Regions from separate parts of the Homo sapiens genome. Here region 2 is linked to region 1. A link is a loop called in an ENCODE intact Hi-C map of the cell type or tissue named here. Cell type or tissue: OCI-LY7. All regions are shown on one strand. Links, peaks and the distances in the headings refer to the core of each region. The heading gives the core; the rest is flanking DNA. Region 1 overlaps KIAA1549L (KIAA1549 like). Region 2 overlaps KIAA1549L (KIAA1549 like).

Region 1 (10,606 bases), core at 2,634-5,133:
GAGGGAGAAGGTGGCAGGCTCTTTAAACAACCAGCTGTCTCCTGCACTCAGAGCTAGAATTCACTCATTACCATATGGAGGGCACCAAGCCATTCATGAGTGATCCTCTGCCATGACCAAAACACCTCCCACCAGGCCCCACCTCCAACATCGAAAATTACATTTCAACATGAGATTTACAGGGGACAAACACCCAAACTATATCAGATGTCATCTGGCTTGTGAAGCCTTAAATTTGCCCTGAATTGGACTTACTTTGCCCCACCTCCGTGATTCCAGAGCTCATATCTTTCATTATGCAGCATTGATCACATTCAGTCGTACACTTTAGTTATATAACCTTTCCCTTGCTCGTTGCTCTTCTGTGAGCAACTTGAGGGCAGGGATGCAAGGCCAATTCATCTTTAAGTTCCACAGAGCTCTTTCTCTCGCTGTCTTAGAATCACATGTGTGACAATGCCTGACAATATGCGATTCTAAGAGACTGAGAGAAAGAGCACCCACTTTAGACTCAAGCCTGGGTTCAACTCTCTATCCTGGCACTAATGCTATGCCTTGGGGAAGCCCTTTAACTGCCCCTTGGGCTCCTAACTTCCTCATTTGTAAAAGAGAGATAATGATAATAGCCACTTTGGGAAGTGGGTTGGAGGATTAAATGAAATGGCATCAGCAAAGAGTACTGCATAGAAACTGGCACCCAGTAGGTACCCAATAAACACCTGCCAAACGAAATGGCTGCAGCCTAATTGCTGCTCAGTTTATTTTGGTTCTGCTTTTTCCAGGCGAGGGCCTGTCATCTTCATAAACACTCCAGCGTGAGGAATGGTGGAGGAATTCTAATTATTTGGTGTTATAGACTTTTTTTGTTAATTAAGGAGGGCTGCAATATTTTAAACTCACACGGGAATATCCAAGGGAATTGAAAGCCTTGCAGAATATGTATCTTCAGGGAATATGGTGTTGAGAACTCTGGGTGTGTGGGTTTGCTGGTTGCTGCTGCGGAGCTGTGAACATTTAAAGCAGCGAGTGTGCAAAAGAGGGAGCTTCTCATTCTCCTGCAATGACTTTCTGAGCAGAGGGGGCCAGAGCTGTATATGCCCCTAACACCCAATTCCTCACCTCGTCTTTTCTTTCTTATGGAGCCCTGATTCATAGAAGCTGGAGGTAGTTTTGCCTCTTCTGGTACTGTGGCTGCTAGTGTATGGATGCATATTTATTCATTTTTTACTTAGCCTTGTTCTAGAAAAGAATTTGCAGTGGTGAGCTTGTAAATATAGCCTGTTTCTTCTCCGTTTAATGGCTCTTAAACAAAAGTGCATATCAGATTTGACTAATGAACTTTTCAAAAAATATGTTTTTGGCCAGGCATAGTGGCTCACGTCTATAATCCCAGGGCTTTGGAAATCTGAGGTGGGAGGATCGTTTGAGCCCAGGAGTTCGAGGTTATAGTAAGCTATAATCATGCCAGTGTACTCCAGTCAGGTGACAGAGTGAGATCCTGTCTCTTTAAAAAAAAAAAAGGCCAGGTGCAGCGGCTCATGCCTGTAATCCCAGCACCTTAGGAGGCAGAGGCAGGAGGATCACTTGAGCCCAGGAGTTTGACACCATTCTGGGCAATATAGCAAGACCCTCATCTCGCTCTCTCAAAAAAAAAAAAAAATTAGCTAGACGTGGTGCACATCTATGGTCCCAGCTGCTCAGAAGGCTGAGGCAGGAGGATCACTTGAGCTCAGGAGATCAAGGCTGCAGTGAACTGTGATTGTGCCACTGTACTTCAGCCTGGGTGACAGAGTGAGACTGAGACTCCATCTCAAAAATTAAAACAAACAAAAATATAGTCTCTCTCCCGCCTGCCCCCCACCCAACTCCCCCCAGGTTGGGATTCATTAAATCTGGGGTGGGCCTGGTCACATTAGTATCCTTCAGTAAACCCTCACATGTGCCCATCCCTGCTTGAGAAGCTTGGCTGTAGATCACACACATGATCTTTTAAAACCTGGAAACTCCACACAACTGGTCTGGGCAATAGCCCGTGGGAGAGACGGCAAGTTTGAATGCTTCTCAGGAAATCTATTACTGTGCTGAAATTGGCAAACTGCCAAGGCAGCTTTGAAGGGAACAAGAATCTGCAGTTTTGTTGAAAGACAAGTTTACTCTGTAATCAGGGACTTGGCTAATGAGTGCATAGGCCATGCTGATTAGGGAATAAGACATCGAGATGAATGAATGGGGGTGTGTGCTCATTGGCGAAGCTCACCTCCATCTCTCTCTGTGGTCAGCCCAGAGGCTGGTGCCAGATGTTGAACTAGAGAAGCCTCAAGCTTATAAGCCACGGGTCAAATTCAAAGAGGTTATCCAAGAAGAGGAGGAACTAGTAGATGCTAGACGCCCAGAATCCAGAGCAGTTTTGATACAGCAGTCTTTAAACAACAAAGGTCAGATAGTGTCACCATTTTGCTTAAAACTCTTCAAAGGATTCCCATTGTACTTAAAGTCTGAACTCCATACAGTAGCCTACTGGCACCTACCTGTCCTGGCCTCTCTCACCTCTCTTCGTAGCTCCTACACTTCAGCTGCTATCCCTGGAATTCTCAAGCTCACCATTCTTTCAGAACCTTGCAGTTCCTTCTTCCAAGCGCATTGCCCCCAACCTCCCAGCTCCTGCTCATCATTCAGGTCTCAGCTCAGTTGTCCCCTTAGAGGGGCACAAAAATGTGCACCCTATTACAAATAAACTCTCCTAACGTCACACTGAAACACGTTACCCTGTCTTATCTTTGCTTTTTCACAAAACCTATTCCTACTTGAACATCTCTCGTTTATTTACTAATGTCTATTGTATGTCTCTTTCATTAGAATGTAGGCTTTGTGCGTTTTGTTTGGTTCTGTATCTCTGGCACCTGTAAGAGTATTAGGCACAGTTGGGAGTTCAACAAATAAGTGATTGAGTGAATGAATGAATCAAGCCAGTAAACTGGAGCCTAGAGGGCTGACCCCCAGACTGAAGTTCTGGCAACTCATGGTCAGTGCTTGATCAGGCCAAAGGCAGTAACACTTCAGTATCTATGCAAGAAGGTTGTTATTCAGTAGTAGCAGAGCTGTGTCAGTTAAGAATAGAGCTAAGTCAGCCTGCTTCTCCAGAGGAGTCTCCCTGGAGCCTTCTTGGTGTGGCCTGAGCCCGAGGAGGAGGAGGTGTTTCTACCTGGGTAGAATGCCCCCCACCACTTTTGGAACACTGGGTGGGGAGCTGAGAAGTCTGTCTCTGATACTTCAGAAAAAGTGAACGCTTAACAAGATGTAGAAATCCAGTGAGGTATGACTCACAGAAATGTTCTCTCTGACCTTCTGCCCAATGGGATGGAACACAATAAATTTCAAGATGTAAGATATTTAATGTAGGGTTTTTAGAAAGGCACTGTGATGAATAATCTGTGGTGGAGTGCCACGCAGGTGCACGCACACACACACAAACACACACACACACACACACACGACACTACCCCCCTTTGCATGTGGTTCTCTTCGGTTAACTCTTGCTCACTTTTCCAGCCTTGTTAAGGTGCCATTTGCTTTGGGAATCACTGGGTGCTGGTCAAAGTGCTCATATTGGGTGATCTCTTTAGATGGCTTTGTCTGAGCACATCCTCCCCTCTTGGGATTGTCAGTTACTTGCTCCCACCCTCACTTCCTAGAACTGTGAGCTCCTCGAAGGACTGTATAATTTGTCTTTATGTTTCTGTCACCCAGCACAGTGTCTGATCTACCATGGTGCTTAATAAATGTCTGCTGAATGCACAGATGCATACACACACACACACACACACCACTGTGGGAAACCACTTACGTTTTGTCCAAGTTCATAGACCCAAGGAACAGCCCCAGAGGCACAGAGCACCTGCTGTACTAAAATAGGTGGAGACCTGTGAACTACAGGTAAGACAAGAGGTCCAGCTACATTTAGACAGAAGGCTTATGGTCCAGCCAGAGGGGGTGTTGGCTTGTCACATAAAAGGGAAAGGCTTGAGTGTTTCTCTGATATTTACTTCCCCTACAGTAAAAGGGCAGGACAGGGGAACCAACCTAGCGACATTAAAATCATTGTCTTCTGTGGTATGCAGATTCACCTGACCTTGAACTCACTGATGACATGGTATCGATTGCACCACCACCTGCAGTCCTGCAGCAGCAGCTGCCAGCAGAAGCCATGCTAACAGAACTCACAGAGGCAAGTTTTGTTCTAGCCTGACAAGCATGCCTGGCTTTGCAAGCCCCCCAGACGGGCAAAGGTTTCTGCAAAGCTATGTCTTGCAGGGATTGCAGTTTTGTCTTGGGGAAAACACAGATTGGCCTGAACCCGTTGGGGGAGGAACAGAGCGAAAGAGGTTTTTTCAAGCTCTGCAGAGCTGTTATAACCACATGGAGCGGATTTCAGAGCTGATGGGCTCCGCCTGCAGAAGGCTGCATAGCAACAAGGGAGGAGTTCTCCATTTCTGTCCTTTTAAAGAGCTGGTCACAGATAGGAATAGCATTTTTTTCCATCTGATTTTTATGTTGTCCTTCATGTAAACAGTAAGCCATGATTTTGCTTTATATGGACAGATAGAGTGGTCACAGTTCAAGCCCTTCACTTGAACTATCTCATTTAATCCTCAAAATATTTCTGAGGAGGTGCTATTATTTTTTTAAATTATTATTATTATGATTTTAGACGGAGTCTTGCTCTGTGGCCAGGCTGGAGCGCAGTGGCACGATCTCGGCTCACTGCAACCTCTGCCTTTCACCATGTTGGCCAGGATGGTCTCGATCTCTTGACCTCGTGATCCACCTGCCTTGGCCTCCCAAAGTGCTGGGATTACAGGTGTCAGCCACCATGCCCAGCCACAGGTGCTATTATTATCCTCATTTTCACAAATGAGGAAGCTCAGACTTGGGCATGTTGCCCCTAAGGTTACTCAGTTAGTAAATGGTAGAGCCAGAATTTGAATCCAAAGGAGATGAAGACATATATGGGATATATACAGATCTGCATATCTTCAGATATTTTTTCACCAGTGCTCATTATGTTTTTATCCTCTTTGCCTTTGTTAGGGTAGACAAGAGGTAAAGCTGAGATCATGGAAGTGGAAGCTTTCTATGGATTTGCTGGACTGAGCTGGGGGTTCCTGGGCTAGGTGCCTTCAGCTGCACTTGTAGCAACAAGGAGAGGCTGAGGCAAGGCCAGAGGGCATTCAAGTGACACTCATGCCACCTGGGAGCTGCCACCTGGCCTTCCTTCATCTGTGATTGGCCAGCGTTAGGAAGAAAAGCCAGAATGTGAAATTTACAAATGGTTTGTCGAGGGAGGGAACTGGGGGACATCCAAGTTAGAAGAGGTTGGCAAAGGGTAAAATGAATAGCCAACCAAAATATAAGGCAACAGTGGGCAGGAGGTCTGGGCTGCACAGATGACAAGCTGGCCCTTGAAGTGGCTGTGCCAAAGAGAAAGGGGAAGAAGTGCCAAGAATGGAAAATCAGTGGGAAATTTAAAAGTTGAATTAGAAAATCTGAAATGAAAGTGGCATCGGAGAATAAGAGAAGGCTTTCTGTTATATTGGAATTAAAGAGACAGAGCTTGTGATTCTCAAACCTTTTCTGTTGTTAAGAGCGTCACCCTAGGTCTGGAAATTGAATTGAGGGGTGCGTTTTTAGCAGAATTGTTGGGAGGGAAAACAGGAGCCAATGCCGGGCACATTTTTGATTGAGAAACAGATTTTAAAAGGGAAGAAAAGAAAGAAGAAAAGGCAGGACTCTCAGGACCAAGCAAGGTAGCAGAAGAGAGGCTCAGAGCTTTCCTTAGGGTCTCCATTTAAAAACTGTGGTATGTTTAACACGCAGAAACTTGTTTTGAAAGACTGAGCTGTAAGAGACAGCCTATTAGCTTGTTTTCCTAAATCAAGTTAAATTTGGCTTCAAGCCTCCATGTATCAGAGTTGGAGGGAGGTTCATATTAATGATTGTGTGTGTGTGTGTGTGTGCACGCGTGCTTAAAATAGCTTTGTTGAGATATAACCCAAATACAATACAGCTCACCCGTTTAAAGTGTGTAATTCAGTGACTTAGTATATTCAAATTACAAGTTCATTTCCACAATCAATTTTAGAACATTTTCCTCTTCCCCAAAAGAAACCCTGTACTCTCCTTTTTCCTCCAACTCTCTCAGCCCCAGGCAACCGCCAATCTCCTTTCTATCTCTGTGGATTTGCCTATTTGATTGGCTTCTTTCACTTAGTATAAGGTTTGCAGGGCTCAGCCGTGCTGTAGCATGTATCAGAACTTCATTCCTTTTTATGGCTGGATAATACTCAATTGTATAGATGGGCTTTACTTTATTTGCTCGTTCATGAGTGAATGGATTCTTTTGGCTGCTAGGAATAATGCCGCTGTGAACACTCGTGTACAAGTTTTTGTGTGGATGGATGTTTTCATTTCTCTTTGGTGTATACTTTTAGAAGTGTAATTCATGGGTTATATGGTAACTGTGTGTTTGGGATGGTGATTTGTATCCCTAAGGTTGTAACAAAGCTACAAGGGGTTACCAGAAATTTTGGGGAAGGATCTCTGGTCTTCAGTCCACATAGACACTGCAAGAAGCTCATCACCCAAGTCCTGGTGGGCCATTTGAAAGTTAGTGGTTTTCCTATTCTCCGTTTGTGCCAGACTCTTTGCAGTCTTTGTGCCAAACTCTGCAGTGAGACTGCCACTGTTTGCCAAGGCTGGGGGCCTTATGGCTTAGTTTCCTAGCAGCCATGTGTCACCCCCATCAGAAGCCCAGCTCCCTCCTAGGACATCACGTGGATGTAGGAGTCAGATTTAGCTGCTGCTTAAGGGACATGATGCCATCTCCACCCTCCGCTAAATCTACCATTAGCAACTCACATTTTTTTCCCATAGAACTGTGTCAACATTGAATTTTACTATTTGTACTTATTTTAGTTTAATGTGTTCAGTGGTAGTTTAAAGTTGCTTTGGCTTGTTTTTCTTTAATGGCTAGGAATAGTGCATTTCTGTATTTTTTTCTCGTTTAGACTTCCTTTGGGCTAAGTGGACCATTCTTCTGTGGCCCACTTAATGAATAGCATCTGGGCTTTTTGTATATATTTATATCAGTTCTTTACATGTGCTACTTTGAGTAGTAAAACTTTCATCAATTATGTTTGTCGTATTTTGATATTACTATTTATTTATTTCTCAAGGCATTGCTCTTTTTTATCTCTTCAGTAGTAAGAATGCTATCTCATTTTCACTTTTGTTAAACTTTTATTTTAGGCTAGTGGTACATGTAGAAGTTTGTTCTATAGGTAAACTGGAAATTTTTCACTTTTAATACAAATTAGATAGTTTTAATGCATAAATTGTTGCCTGGTTTAAAAGTTATTTTGTGTCACCAGGACCTAAAGTGCAATAAATCATTTTTTATTTAAGTTGGCATTTAACAGTAGTTCTCTTTTCCACTTTTGTGTTACTCCTGATATGTCATTTATTACGTTCCTTTAATAGCTTGAATTTTGTTTCTGGAATATATACCAGCCCAGGGATGCTTGCTTTTAATACAGCTCCACGTACGTTCAATAACTGCAGCTTTATAATTTGCAGTCCAGTAGGACAGACCCACCCTCACTTTTTAAAAAAGAAGTCTCTGTTATTCCTTATTCCTCTGAGTAAATTTCACTGTGTGCTTGTCTCACTCTAGAAAGTGTTCCAATAGACCTTAATGATATTGGATTAATTTATAAGTCTACATTGGACATGTTTGCATCTCTACCACCTGAACGAGGATTATGCTCTTAACTGCACCTTTTAAGCCCATGGGCTCATCCCATGTTCCCTGTAATTCTCAGTTCTCCTTCTGCCTCCTCTTTCTCTCAGAGCAAGTTAGAAATTTGCCCTTGGAGCAGAAAGCATCACACTATTCAGGTTTTCCTTATTTCTCTTAACAGAGTTTTATAACTTTCCCTAAGTCATGTGTGTCTTAAGTGAAATGAATATGCAGATATTTAATGTTTTGTATTACTATTTCAAATAGCATTTTTTTCCTGGATTTTTTTTCTTTGTGCTGTCTGGCACTAGTGTAAGCAAAGGTTATTGATTTTTGAGGATTATTTTATACCCTCAATTTTGAGCAAGTCATTCTCTGGTTAATTTTCTTGAATTTTCTAGGACTATAACCACGTCATCTTGAAATACTGACACTTCTATTTTTTTCTTCACAATTTTTATACTTTTTTTTTCTTGAATAGTTATCTGCTGGAATTTCTAGAGCTAGGTTAAATAGAGGTGGTGACAATGGGACATTGTTGTTTTTTCCCCCCAGTGACTATAAAACTGATAAGTATGTTTAACCTTTCCCCCAGGTTAAGACAGAAAATCTGCACCTTTTTTGGGAAAATTAATTAAAAATTAATGCTGAATTTTACTCGGTTCCTTTTGGCACATATTTAACAATTACGTGTATCTAAGAGCTATCTTTGCATATGCTATACTTTTTTTTTTTTTTTTTTGAGACTGAGTCACTCTGTCGCCCAGGCTGGAGTGCGGTGGCATGATCTTGGCCCTCACTGCTGCCTCCACTTTCCAGGTTCCAGTGATTCTCCTGCCTCAGCCTCCTGGGTAGCTGGGATTATAGGCACGTGCCACCATACCTGGCTAATTTGTGTGTTTTTAGTAGAGATGGGGTTTCATCATGTTGGCCAGGCTGGTTTTGAACTCCTGACTTCAAGTTATCCACCCGCCTCACCTCCTAAAGTGCTAGGATTGCAGGTGTGAGCCACAGCACCTGTTGCTATACATTATAAAGTAGTTTTTAAAAAGTTATACTAGATTTATATGACTAAGACAAGCTCTGATTATTCATGATTTAAAATTTTCAGTGTTTCCTGGTATTTTCATAAGAGACATAAGCCACTATCCAGCTCGCTGTTCCCTATCTCCTCCCATTGTTCCTTTCTCCCTGCATCCTCCTTTCATGCATCATTTTCTCTCCTCCTTTTCCCTCCTGTCTCCTCCTCCTCCTCTCTTTCCCTCCTCTCCTTCCTCTATCCTTTCCTTCTGGTGTCTTTGTCAGCTTTGGGAGTTAAAGCCTTTACCTCAGAGACTAACCTAGTTAATAGTGCCATCGTTCTAGAATAAATGAGATCCTTTATGTAATAAATGATTTGGAGAAATTCTCCTGTCAGTCCAGTAGTAACAAATATCTTGTTTGAGGGGTAGACAGGGTTGGAAATTGTTGAGGGGGAGAAATCTACGTTCTGGGCGCCCTTTGGGAAGGCGAACCTTGAGCAGAATGATGTTGGGAAGTGATGTGGGTGGGTTGGGTACATTCACCTAGAGACCTTAGCTAATCTGGCATGGTGGGCATTACACATATATTAATAGATGGTGAAAGAGACATCATGAAGGTGAAATCTGACCCACTTGGCATACCACTGGGCATGGCAGGCACGAGGCAAGGCAGGCATATGTTTGCTGCTCTTAGGCCTCCTCTGATATGGTTTGGCTGTGTCCCTACCCAAATCTCATCTTGAATTGTGGCTCCCATAGTTCTCATGTGCTATGGGAGGGACCCATGGGAGATAACTGAATCATGGGGGATGGTTTCACCCATACTGTTCTCGTGGTAGTGAATAAGTCTTATGAGCTCTGATGGTTTTATAAGGGGAAACCCCTTTCGCTTGGTTCCCATCTGTGACCATGTAAGATGTGCCTTTTACCTCCCACCATGATTGTGAGGCTGCTCCAGCCACATGGAACTGTGAGTCCATTAAACCTCTTTTTCTTTATAAATTACCCAATCTTGATATGTCTTTATCAGCAACGTGAAAATAAACTAATACATCCTCTATTTCTGAGAGTTGTCTTTCCCACTGAGGAATTAGCTTGGCCATTTGATCTTGGAAATAGTCTTCTTGGTCAGATACTATCCATGCTGTGAGGGATGCATATGGCTTTATTTGGGGCAGGTTCTTCCCAGACCCTTTTCTTTTTCAAAGAGCAAAAACCAGAATGGCATTCTCTTATTTCTATAATTATTTTCTATTATTTCTATTATTTGTTATTTCGTCTTTAAACTTCGGGGACAGCTGGTGGATCTGTTCTTGAATTTCAAGTTTAGAAACCTGATGAGTGCCTTTGACCTCAATCCTGAGCCTGACTCTGTAACCATTTGTTGATATCCACATGGAGAATGTCTTTCAAATGGAGAATGTTGTCTTAAATCACTGCTCTTTTAAGATCTCAGTATCACCGCCTTTGTTTTCCTCTTCCCCCTGATTCCCCTTGTCATGTGGTATGGATCTGCATTCTTCAATTCTGTTGTGGCTATTTCTTCTATGTTGTGGTCCATGGTTTTGAGCAAGGAACCTGCAGCCAGACTGCCTGGGTTCTAAGACCAGCTCCGCCATTTATAGTCGGAGTGGACTTCGCCAGTTACTTAATTCCTGTGTAACCTGGCTTCTCCAGCCACATAATGGGAATTGTGACCACTCACCTCCCTAGAGTCGTTGTGAGAATGAAATGAGATTATCTACATAAAGGGCTTTGCACCATGCTGGACGGAGGTGAGCATCCCATA
Region 2 (10,606 bases), core at 3,476-5,975, 72 kb before region 1:
GTGCAGGGTGCCTGAGATGCTTATATGGCATTTAATCTTCACAGACCTCTTATGAGGTAAGAACTGTCATTATTCACATTTTGCAAATGGGGAAGCCGAGGCTTAGAGAGGTGATATAACTTGCCCAGGACCACATAGCATAATGTTGGATCTGTCCTTCTGAACCCAAGGCCTGTGCTCCTGTCCACTGCTAAGCTGAATGCTCTCCATGACTGTATCTGCCTTTCCTCTGCCCCATGAGCTGCGTCCCAGGTCTAAGGATGAGATGAAGCAATTGTGTCTGATGGGCATGTATTGCTGTGGGCATTACAGAGGCTTTTCACATCCGTTGTCTCTGTAGTATGATCTGGCCACAAAGGGTGAAGGTGTGAGTAAGCGTGGCTGTGGCTCATATTATATATATATATATGTAAAATATATCTCATATGATATGTATTATATATTAATATAGTATATATAAATACATTATATTTATACAATATATAAAATATATTTATATATAAAATATATAATAGATATAAAATATACATATATTTGAAGGTGTTGGTCAGAACATTTTATCATATTTTATATCTATTATATATTTTATATATTATATCTATTCATAGGTTCCCCATCAGTATCATTTCCAATTTCCATACACGGCTCTTCTGAATGAGTCTCCTTGAGCCTTTTAACCTCCCTCCAGACACCCAGTCCACCTTAGATGGCTTTTGTGGTACCTTTTTCACCTGTTCACTCCTTAAATGTGGGTGTGCTGTCAGGTTCTGTCCTAGCTTTTTTTTTTTAGACAGGTCTTACTCTGTCACCAAGGCTGGAGTGCAGTGGCATGATTATGGCTCACTGCAGTCTTGACCTACTGGGTTCAACCGATCCTCCCACCTCAGTCTCCTCAGTAGCTGGGACTACAGGCACATGCCACAATGCCCAGCTAATTTTTTGTAGAGATGGGGGTCTTGCCTCTGCCTGCCTCAGCCTCCCAAGGTGCTGGGATTATAGGCATGAGCCATGGCGCTCTAGAAAGTTCTGGGACTAGAGCAGGGCCCTAGCAGCAAGAGGAGGTCCAACTTCATGCCACAAGCCAAAGGTCACCAACTCAAAGATGCGGAAGCCAGGTGGGTGGCATGAGTGAGCCAAGCACACATGGGAGGGTGCACCCCACATAAGGGGCACAGCTGTCCCTCTGCTCCAGCCAGTTGTTCCCGTGGGGGAATTTAGGAGCCAGGGGCCAAGATATGTTCTAGCCTTCTCGTCTTCTAGCTTACAGCATCGAGGGGTCAGTGACTCACAATGTTACAACTCCAGCATAGACTCTTCTGCACTCCAGCCCTGTTCCCTCTTATGGACACTTCAGCTAGGTGGTCTCTAGTCACCTCACACTCAGCTGTCTCCCAGCCTGATCCCCTGACCTGGCCATCCTGCTGTATTCCTAGTCTTGGTGAATGGAGCTTCTGTCTGCTTGGCCGCTTAAGCCAGAAACCACAGAGTCATCCTAGACTCCTCCTCCTCCTTCACCCTGCATATCTGATTGGTCCTGTCAGTTCTGTCTCCTTAATGTTTCCTGCACCTGCTCCCTCCTCTTACAGCCTCTACTCAGGCCCCTGTGGTCTCTCATCTGGATGATTTCTGTAGCCTCCTATTTCTGGTCGCCTTGTGGTCCTTCTCCCTCTGTACTTTCGCCTAAGTCTGTCCTCCAGGGCTCTTTCTAATCATAAAGCAAATCATATATCCCTCTTCAGCCTAAGGCTTGAAATCTGTGTCCATCTCACAGATCTGTATTCTTTCCTTACAGTGTTAGCCTGCATCATATTTAAAAACAATTCCCTTTGGCTTTGCTTGCCTATATTAAAAATCAGAGGATTCCATATAAGGATCCAGGTTTCTGGCTTATCTTTGAAAACCAGAAGCCCTGGCCCCTGGCTCCTGAATTCCCCCGTGGGAGCAGCTGGAGCAGAGGGACAGCTTTGCCCCTTATGTGGGGTGCATCCTCCCAGGTGTGCTTGGCTCACTCCTGCCACCCCCCCTAGCTTCCGAACCAGTTGACTTGGTGACCTTTGGCTTGTGGCATGAAGTTGGACTTCCTCTTGCTGCTAGGGCCCTGCTCTAGTCCTTGTACCCTGCACCCACAGAGCTTACTTTCTTGGAGTACCTCTAATTTGGCTTTTTGTTTCACGCCTATGTCTTGTCACATACTCCCCCCTGGTTAAAGCTCACACGAGAGGCAATACTCTTTTCTGAGGATCTTGACAACAGAGTAAGATTATGGTTTCATCCTTAGTCATTTGGCTTGGGGTCCATGAACCCCTAGGGTAGTCTCTTCTAAATTATTTTGATAATGTACAATAAGAACTACATTTTACATTTTGACCCAGCATGCGTGTGCATACACACACACAGACATACACAGACACACGCACCCACACATGCAGACACAGACACAAACACACATATGCAGACACACACACAGACACAGACACACACAGACACAGACACACACACACACACACGCATACACGGACACAGACACACACGGACACACACATGCAGACACGCAGACAGACACACACAGACACATGCAGACAGACACATACAGGGACACACATGGACATGGACACACAGACACACAGACACGCACACAGAGACATACATGCAGACACACACAGGGACACAGACGCAGAAACAGACACACATCAGACACACATAGACACACAGACACACATGGACAGACACGCAGACACACACACGCACAGACACACAGACACGCATGGACAGACATGCAGACATGGACACACACCGACACGCAAAGGGACACACACAGACACACACACAGACATAACACCCACACCTACAACTGATAAAAAGGGTGAGGAAATAATACATGACCTCTCTTCCATACTTTTTTCCTCTGCTTTTCCCTTTGCTTCTCCTCCTTCTCTTCCTCCCTTTCTTTCTTTTTCTTCCAAGTTGCTCATGACCCACTAAATTGATTTCATCACCCATTAGTAGGTCACAGTTCATACTTTGAAAAAACACTGTTCTTGAGGAGAGAGCTATAAATCCTTGAAATTATATGTTTAAATCTAGTGTATACCATACCTTTGTTTTTCCAGGAGACAGGAAGTTTCTAAGCATTCGGCTTTCCAAGGGGGCCATGATGAAAACAGATTTCATAACCACTGATTTAGGTATTTTATTTTCAATGGGATTTGAGGTCACCAGGTTCATGCACCCATAGAAATTAGTGATAATTATTTGAAATGTGGGCCTCTGTGTCAGACGTCTGACATGGCCTATACTGTTTGTTGCTAAATGAAGTTAATATTTGCAGAATCTCAGGGAGGGTGGAATGGATCCTTTAAATCTCCTGTACCCATGAGAAGGTGAAAAGCTATGTGAGGCACATAAAAAGGATTTACTTGGTGAAAGAGTTTCAATAAAATCTTCATTTAGGCCAGGCACAGTGGCTCATGTCTTTAATCCCAGCACTTTGGGAGGCCGAGGTGGGTGGATCACTTGAGGTTAGGAGTTTGAGACCAGCCCGGGCAACATGGTGAAACCTCATCTCTACTAAAGATACAAAATTAGCCAGGCGTGGTGGCAGGCGCCCGTAATCCCAGCCACGTGGGAGACTGAGGCAGGAGAATCGCTTGAACCCAGGAGGGGGAGGTTGTTGCAGTGAGCCAAGATCACACAATTGCACTCCAGCCTGGGCGACAGAGCGAGACTCCATCTCAAAACAAACAAACAAAACAAAACAAAAACCTTTCATTTAAAGTCAGATAAGTACAGACAATTCATGGAAAAAAATAAAAAGAAAAAGAGATGAAGGTCGTGAATAGACAATACCATAGCAAGATTCAGGTAAAACAAACAAAAACTATATAAGGTGTTTATAATCACAACAATAATGAAAAACAAAATAAAAGTTATTTAAAGCTGGGCACAGTGGCTCACGCCTGTATTCCCAGCACTTTGGGAGGCTGAGGCAGGCGGATCACCTGAGGTCAGGAGTTTGAGACCAGCCTGGCCAACATGGTGAAACCGGTCTCTAATAAAAATACAAAAAATTAGCTGGGCATGGTGGCATGCCTGTAATCCCAGCTACTCGGGAGGCTGAGGCAGGAAACTTGCTTGAACCTGGGAGGTGGAGGTTGCAGTGAGCCAAGATCGCACCACTGCACTCCAGCCTGGGCGACAGAGTGAGACTCTGTCTCAAAAAAAAAAAAAAAAAAGTTATTTCAAAAGATAAGAAAAAAAGTCAGATAAAATAACCCAGAAAATGTTTTATTTTCATTTTGTTATATTGTTTTTGTTTTGGCTTATATGAAACCATTATTCAACACCTGTCTTGGTAATAGGAATGAAGAAAATAGTAGTGAACAGAATAAATATTCTTGCCCTCAGGATGTTCCAATCCAGAAAAGGGGAGTGAGAAATAAAAATAGAGAATCACTAAAGCATTGGTGTAAACAGAATAAATACCATAAATGCATTGCTGCCAAAGAATATAACAGAAAACCAAATTAGGTTTGTGGGAGGGGTTGTGTAGCGAGATAACAAAAAAGACATTACAGAATGACCAAGATTATTTTGAGCTACAAAATTATTAAGCAGTGGTTTTGAGTAACAGAATTAAAAACAGCTGCTGTAATAGACTAACAAAAAAATTCCAGATTCAATATCCTCTAGTAATGTCTTTTATGTTATTTCCCTACACTTTTTTTTTTTTTTTTTAACATAATACACTGCTTCTAAAGAATCAAAAGCTGTCTGGGCGCAGTGGCTAATGCCTGTAATCCCAGCACTTTGGGAGGCCGAGGTGGGTGGATCACAAGGTTGACAGATAGAGAACATCCTGGCCAACATGGTGAAACCCCGTCTCTACTAAAAATACAAAAATTAGCCAGGCGTGGTGGCGGGCACCTGTAGTCCCAGCTACTCAATAGGCTGATGCAGGAGAATCGCTTGAACCCAGGAGGTGGAGGTTGCAGTGAGCTGAGACTGCGCCACTGCACTCCAGCCTGGGCAACAGAGCCAGTCTGTCTCAAAAAAAAAAAAAAAAAAAAAAAAGCAAAAGCTCTACTAGGAATAGTGTTTTATCCATGTTCCAGGTCTTGTTATCCCCATTTTTAGAAGAGGAAGGCTCTATGTTAATGGGCTTGTGGACCTGGTCTACTATAGGAAGGTTAATGGGTTCTCCAAGTAAGGCCATTCATTATTACCCATGTGTATGTATCACTTCCTTGAATGATTCTGGCAGTTGGAGCAAAGCTAACTCATTACTACAACAGTCAAAGAATGAAAAATGGCCACTGTGATGAGCCTCCCTTTTTTACTCTAGTAACACAATTACAATTTGATTATAGATTTTTGTTGTTGTGAATATAACAAAGGCATGTTGCTCCCCCCAAAACTGGCCTACAGAGAAGAGGGAAAAAAATTAATCCAGAATCCCACGGCCCCAACACACCCGCTGTTTGCATTCCTGTTAGGAACCGAGTGTGGCTTTCATTTGCTTGGCTGGCTTGCAGGATGGCTGGGTGGGGAGGGGGTTCCTGCCGGCTGCGACTTATGCTTCACACGTGCACGGGCCATATGGCAACACCAGTGTGCATGTGCAGGGGAGGGGCCGCTGCCTTGACCCCGGGCTTTCCATTGGGTGCCTCTGTTTTCAAATCATCTTTGGTCCGAATCCTATCATCTCCTCTCTTAGGGACAGGTGGATGTAGATGGGGAAGCTGGAACTCAAACTACCCCCTTTGCTTATGTTGTGTTGTAATCCGCGCAGCGGAGCAAAGCTCCCCAGAGTTGGCAGCCCCTGAAATTCAGGGCAGGTCTGACATTTGCTCTCCACTCTGCCCTGCACTCTTCTTTCTTAAGGCCCCCTAGCCCTCCGCTGCCTCAAAGGGATCAGCGCTCACTGCATCTTTCTTCACGAATCTAATTGTAAAGGATCAGGCACCTACCAGGATGCAGTTATACTTTGCTGCTGCTTCGTATTCTTCATTTTTGGGGTAACAGTTTTGTTAACCTTTGCTTTCGCACACCCAGGTGTCGGATGAGGTCTTTTGGCCCCTTAAGACCTACTTAGATTGGCTCCAGCCCTCCTGTTGCCTGCTGCTGGAGGTGTAATGTTCACGATTCCTGTAAATTCCTCAGGCACTTATGTTCTAGTTTCTGTCTTTGAGCTCTTGCTTCACTGAACTAGCTCAAGGTAGGGACTCTTTGTTCCTGTTCTTCATAGGTCTATCTAGGTAGATGTGGAGTTCAGTCCTTTTTCTTTTTTCATTTTTTTTTTTTTTTTTTTTTGAGACGGAGTCTCGCTCTGTCGTCCAGGCTGGAGTGCAGTGGCGTGATCTCGGCTCACTACAAACTCCGCCTCCCGGGTTCACGCCATTCTCCTGCCTCAGCCTCCCGAGTAGCTGGGACTACAGGCGCCTGCCACCACGCCCGGCTAATTTTTTGTATTTTTAGTAGAGACGGCGTTTCACCGTGTTAGCCAGGATGGTCTCTATCTCCTGACCTCGTGATCCGCCCGCCTCGGCAGTCCTTTTTCTTTTTCTTTTTTGAGACAGTCTCACTCTGTCGCTTAGGCTGGAGTGCGGTGGCATGATCTTGGCTCACTGCAACCTCTGCCTCCCGGGTTCAAGTGATTCTCCTGCCTCAGTCTGCAAGCCTGCGAGTAGCTGGGATTACAGGCACGCGCCACCGTGCCTTGCTAATTTTTGTATTTTCAGTAGAGACGGGGTTTCACCGTGTTGGCCAGGCTGGTTTCAAACTTGTGACCTCAAGTGATCTGCCCGCTTTGGCCTCCCAAATTGCTGGGATTATAGGCCTGAGCCACCGTGCCCTGCCCTAATCCTTTTAATTCCTTCAAACCACCCACCTGAACTCACCATTCACAAGTACAGAGAAGACTCTAATGAGGGTTGGGGAATCCTAAGGGTTTGCCTTGCAGTGAAGCAGATGGCTTTACAAGGGAAACCCTGCCTCCTTGTTCTGAAAAGTTCCTGGCCAATTCTAAAAACTTTAAATCCCCCAGCCTTCTGCGCCCGTCTATCCATTTTCTCTCTTCCCTTTCATCCTCAACCCCCACATTCCTCATGAGTTCTCACTCAGAGTTCTTGAGCTTTCTTTAGTCAACTTCCTACTGGGAATGACCCGTTCCTGCAGGGTCTCACCTTCCAAGCCCAAGAAGCTCATCAAGTTGTTTTTTTTTCCCACCTTGTAAACAAGACAGTTTCCTTCTCAAGGGGTGTTAAGATAATAAAAATTTTACCTTGTTGTTTAATTATCCGCTTTCTGGAGGAAAAAACCTCAATCAATTCTACTCTTCTGAAATAAGGAACAAATATTGTGTACAAAACAGAAAGATTGGAAAATGTCTTTTGTAGTACCTTCTTTTCTAAAACATGTAAAACTGAGCTAATACATTCTGGAGCTAGGCAGGTAGCTAACTGGTGCTCTGGGCATCAGTCGGGAATAGAGAACTAAATTCTGAGTTGGGAGTGTTGCTGGGCAGGGGACTTCGTCACATAGCATCTGCGTGATCTTGGTTTTGGGCCTATCATGTGGTGTTTCCCCATCAGCAAAATTGGATTCAGTGATATCTAATATCTAATATCTTCCAAGTCTAATATTTTATATGGCGCTCTCCATAAGTTAGAGATATATATATACATACTCTGTATATGTGTATATATATATATATATATATACACATGTATATATGTATACAGAAATTTTAGATCTTCCCAAACCTTTAGGAAAGCTTCCTACACACAGATGCCTCATGTGAGCAAGTTTTTTTGGCACCTCTCTGTCCCAGTCCCACATGTCCAAAGTGATATAGACTTTCCTTGGTTAGGGAGTTGGTTGTCTCATTTCTGACATCATCTTTAAGATTAAGTGTTCTACGGATCACATGAGGCCCGGAGTCTGAGACCAGCCTGGCCAACATGGTGAAACCCCATCACTACTAAAAATACAAAAAAAAAAAAAAAAAAATTAGCCGGACATAGTGGCGCATGCCTGTAATCCCAGCTACTCGGGAGGGCGAGGCAGGTGAATCACTTGAATCCAGGAGGCAAAGGCTGCAGTGAGCCAAGATTTTGCCACTGCACTCCGGCCTGGGTGACAGAGCGCGACTCCATCTCAAAAAAAAAAAAAAAAAAAAAATTAGGTATCCTTAAACTGCACTTGAAAAAAAGTCAGCAACTGCTTGTGTGGGGAAATATTCCTCCTTCAGAACAACACAATAGTCAGAGGTTAGAAACGGTGTGAATGATGCTAGAGGGAGGGGGGACAGGTATCATAGCATCTGTGTGCATTTGTTTTTTTTCTTTTTTTGGAAGCGTTTACAAAGTCTTTGGAAAAAGTCTCAAAACTGGGCCTTGGTCCCTAAAACCAAATACTGTCAACACTGACACTGTGAAACCCCAGTGTTTTTGAGGTCCTAGTATACAAAAGTACTGGATTTGATGGCTTCACAAAATTCTTCATCAGATCTTAGAAGGGTGATGGTTCATAACTTACTGTTCTCTAAAGGACCTTTTCTAGAAAACAATAACAGATGACATTTGCTATCCTGAATATTTCTGAGTTCTTGTTTTTCTTGCTGGTTTTTATAAAGAACAAAGGAGGTAGCGTTTCTTCCAAGATATTTCCCTCCTCCTTTGTGCTTCAGTGACATTTTTGCTAATCTACTAATTTCATTAAGGGTAGGCTTTAATGTCACACACTGTGGATTGTGACTTTCCCCAGAATCAAGTAAGAAGGTGACAGGAAATCAGTGAAGATCAGTTGCTAAATCAAGGTCATTCTGCTTACTTTTTCCTTTCTCTTCTCACTCATTTATTCTTTTTCTTTGGAAAACACCCTTTTGAATGACTTCATTTGATCATTATCATCCATCCCCTTTCTCAATTTAAAATGAAAACCCTACAGCTTGCTTTTCTTATGTGTTCTCACCTCTTTTTTTTTTTTTTTTTTCCTGCCTGTACTTTTATTTCCATGATGGTTTTCTCTAGGTCCTCAGGGCATTTTGAGATGAGATTTGGAAGGAAAACTCAATACAATATAAAGTTACCTTATACCCATCTCAGAGTGGGACAAATACTTAAAACAGTCAGAAAAATCCACAAGGGAGTCTGGGCTAGTGGGGGCCACAAAGAACATCTTGTTTTTTTTCTGACGTTTCTCTGTGTCTGTTATCACTGCCTTACTTTCTTTTATTTTTCTTTGTTCATGGCTGTCTGCTGTATTTTTTTTTCTTTTTACAAACATGCAGAATGTTAGATTTGGAGTGTGGACCATGGGAATCACTGAGACCAAACCCTTCAATTTTTGGAGAAGAAAAGCAAGTGGGCTAGAGAAGTTACCATTAAAGAGGCAGTAGACTGTAACAGAGAGATCTATCACAGGCTTTGGAATTGCAAAAGGGTGGGTGCAAATCCTAGCTCAGTCACCTGTTAGCCAGGTGCTCCTGGGCAACTCTCTTAACTGCATTGTTAGTGTAGACCGCATTTGTAAGTGGGAATGGTAATGCATTCCTCCTGGAGCTGTTGTGAGGGTTAAATGAGATAATGGATGTCGTGTTCCTCTTGTGTCTAGGCAGCGCCTAGAAAACCACTAAAAAAGAGGTAGCTGTTGCCACAAGCTAGTTAGAAGTAGTACCTAGATTAGTTCTTATAACACATTTCTTACTCCAGCAGACATTACTAACCATCTTGGTTCTGAACCACCTGCCTCAGTCCATCTCATACTTTGCTTTCCAACATTTTCAGTCTTCATGGCTTTTAACCTTGTGGCTTTTTCCTTATGACCTCATCTCACCCACTGGAAGTAAAACTGCACTTTATATTCTACTGGATTCCCTGTAGACCCATGCATGGAACACGGATGGGCATAGTGGGTGGGTAGCATTTGACTTTGTCCTTGAAATAGATGTAGGATTTGGATCTATGGAGAAGGGAGAATGGAATTCTGGGAAGAGGGAACAGCATGAGCAAAACTAAAAGAAGGGATTTGCAAGATGTGTTTGGGGAACGGTGAATTGTTTGGAGAGAGCTAAGGCATTTGGAAGCCAGGAGGAAGACAGTTTCAAGAAGGCAGGACCAGCCTGCTCTGGGAAATACTGCAAAGAGGTACAAGTGAGTAATGAGGAAAAGTGACTGGATTTGGCCACACAAGGACCAGTTTAGGGGAGTGGGCTTTGGAAGGACCAGTTTAGGGGAGTGGAGCAGGCACACACTGGGTTGTAAGGGCTTCCCAGTGGAGTGAGTGATAGGGAAGTGCAGTCTGCTAGTCTAGACCAGGTGTTCCCAAATGCTGGTCCACAGGTTGTTTATCCTACTTTGCCAGAGGTGAAACGAGGAACACAAAGCTAGTATAGGGTGTTTTTCATAAGCCGAATTTTATTTATTTATAATGACCACCCTCTAATCTGAGATGATAGCCTTACTTTATTGGTTTTGAAATATCTCTTTTATGAAGTGATTGTTGTTCTCAATCCTGGCTGCACATGAGACCCACTTGGAGCACTTTTAGAAATCATGGCATCCTGACTCCACCTGAGACAACTGAAGCTGATCCCTGGGGCAGCCTG

Evidence for each region. Hi-C counts contacts between places; a loop is a spot of excess contacts. Peaks named below come from ENCODE experiments on the same cell type or tissue, not always from the same donor. Only the 100,000 strongest peaks of a DNase experiment are listed, where the experiment ranks them.
Region 2: a loop joins it to region 1, with 3 times the contacts of the local background. A loop is called at or near these places in 1 of 110 quality-filtered maps.

The regions. Positions count from the first base shown.
Region 1 is chr11:33,474,051-33,484,656 of GRCh38, forward strand. All of the region lies in intron 1 of KIAA1549L (KIAA1549 like), which reads left to right. Among named protein-coding and RNA genes, the nearest start is that of KIAA1549L, 100 kb to the left of the region's middle. RefSeq lists an enhancer at 4,096-4,385. In OCI-LY7, for the core only: no CTCF peak of the experiment used is centred there; DNase peaks (open chromatin) are centred at 3,681 and 4,141; H3K4me3 peaks cover 2,030 bases; H3K27ac peaks cover 2,500 bases.
Region 2 is chr11:33,400,794-33,411,399 of GRCh38, forward strand. The region is part of intron 1 of KIAA1549L (KIAA1549 like); the gene reads left to right. Among named protein-coding and RNA genes, the nearest start is that of KIAA1549L, 30 kb to the left of the region's middle. In OCI-LY7, for the core only: no CTCF peak of the experiment used is centred there; DNase peaks (open chromatin) are centred at 4,898 and 5,248; H3K4me3 peaks cover 1,855 bases; H3K27ac peaks cover 2,500 bases.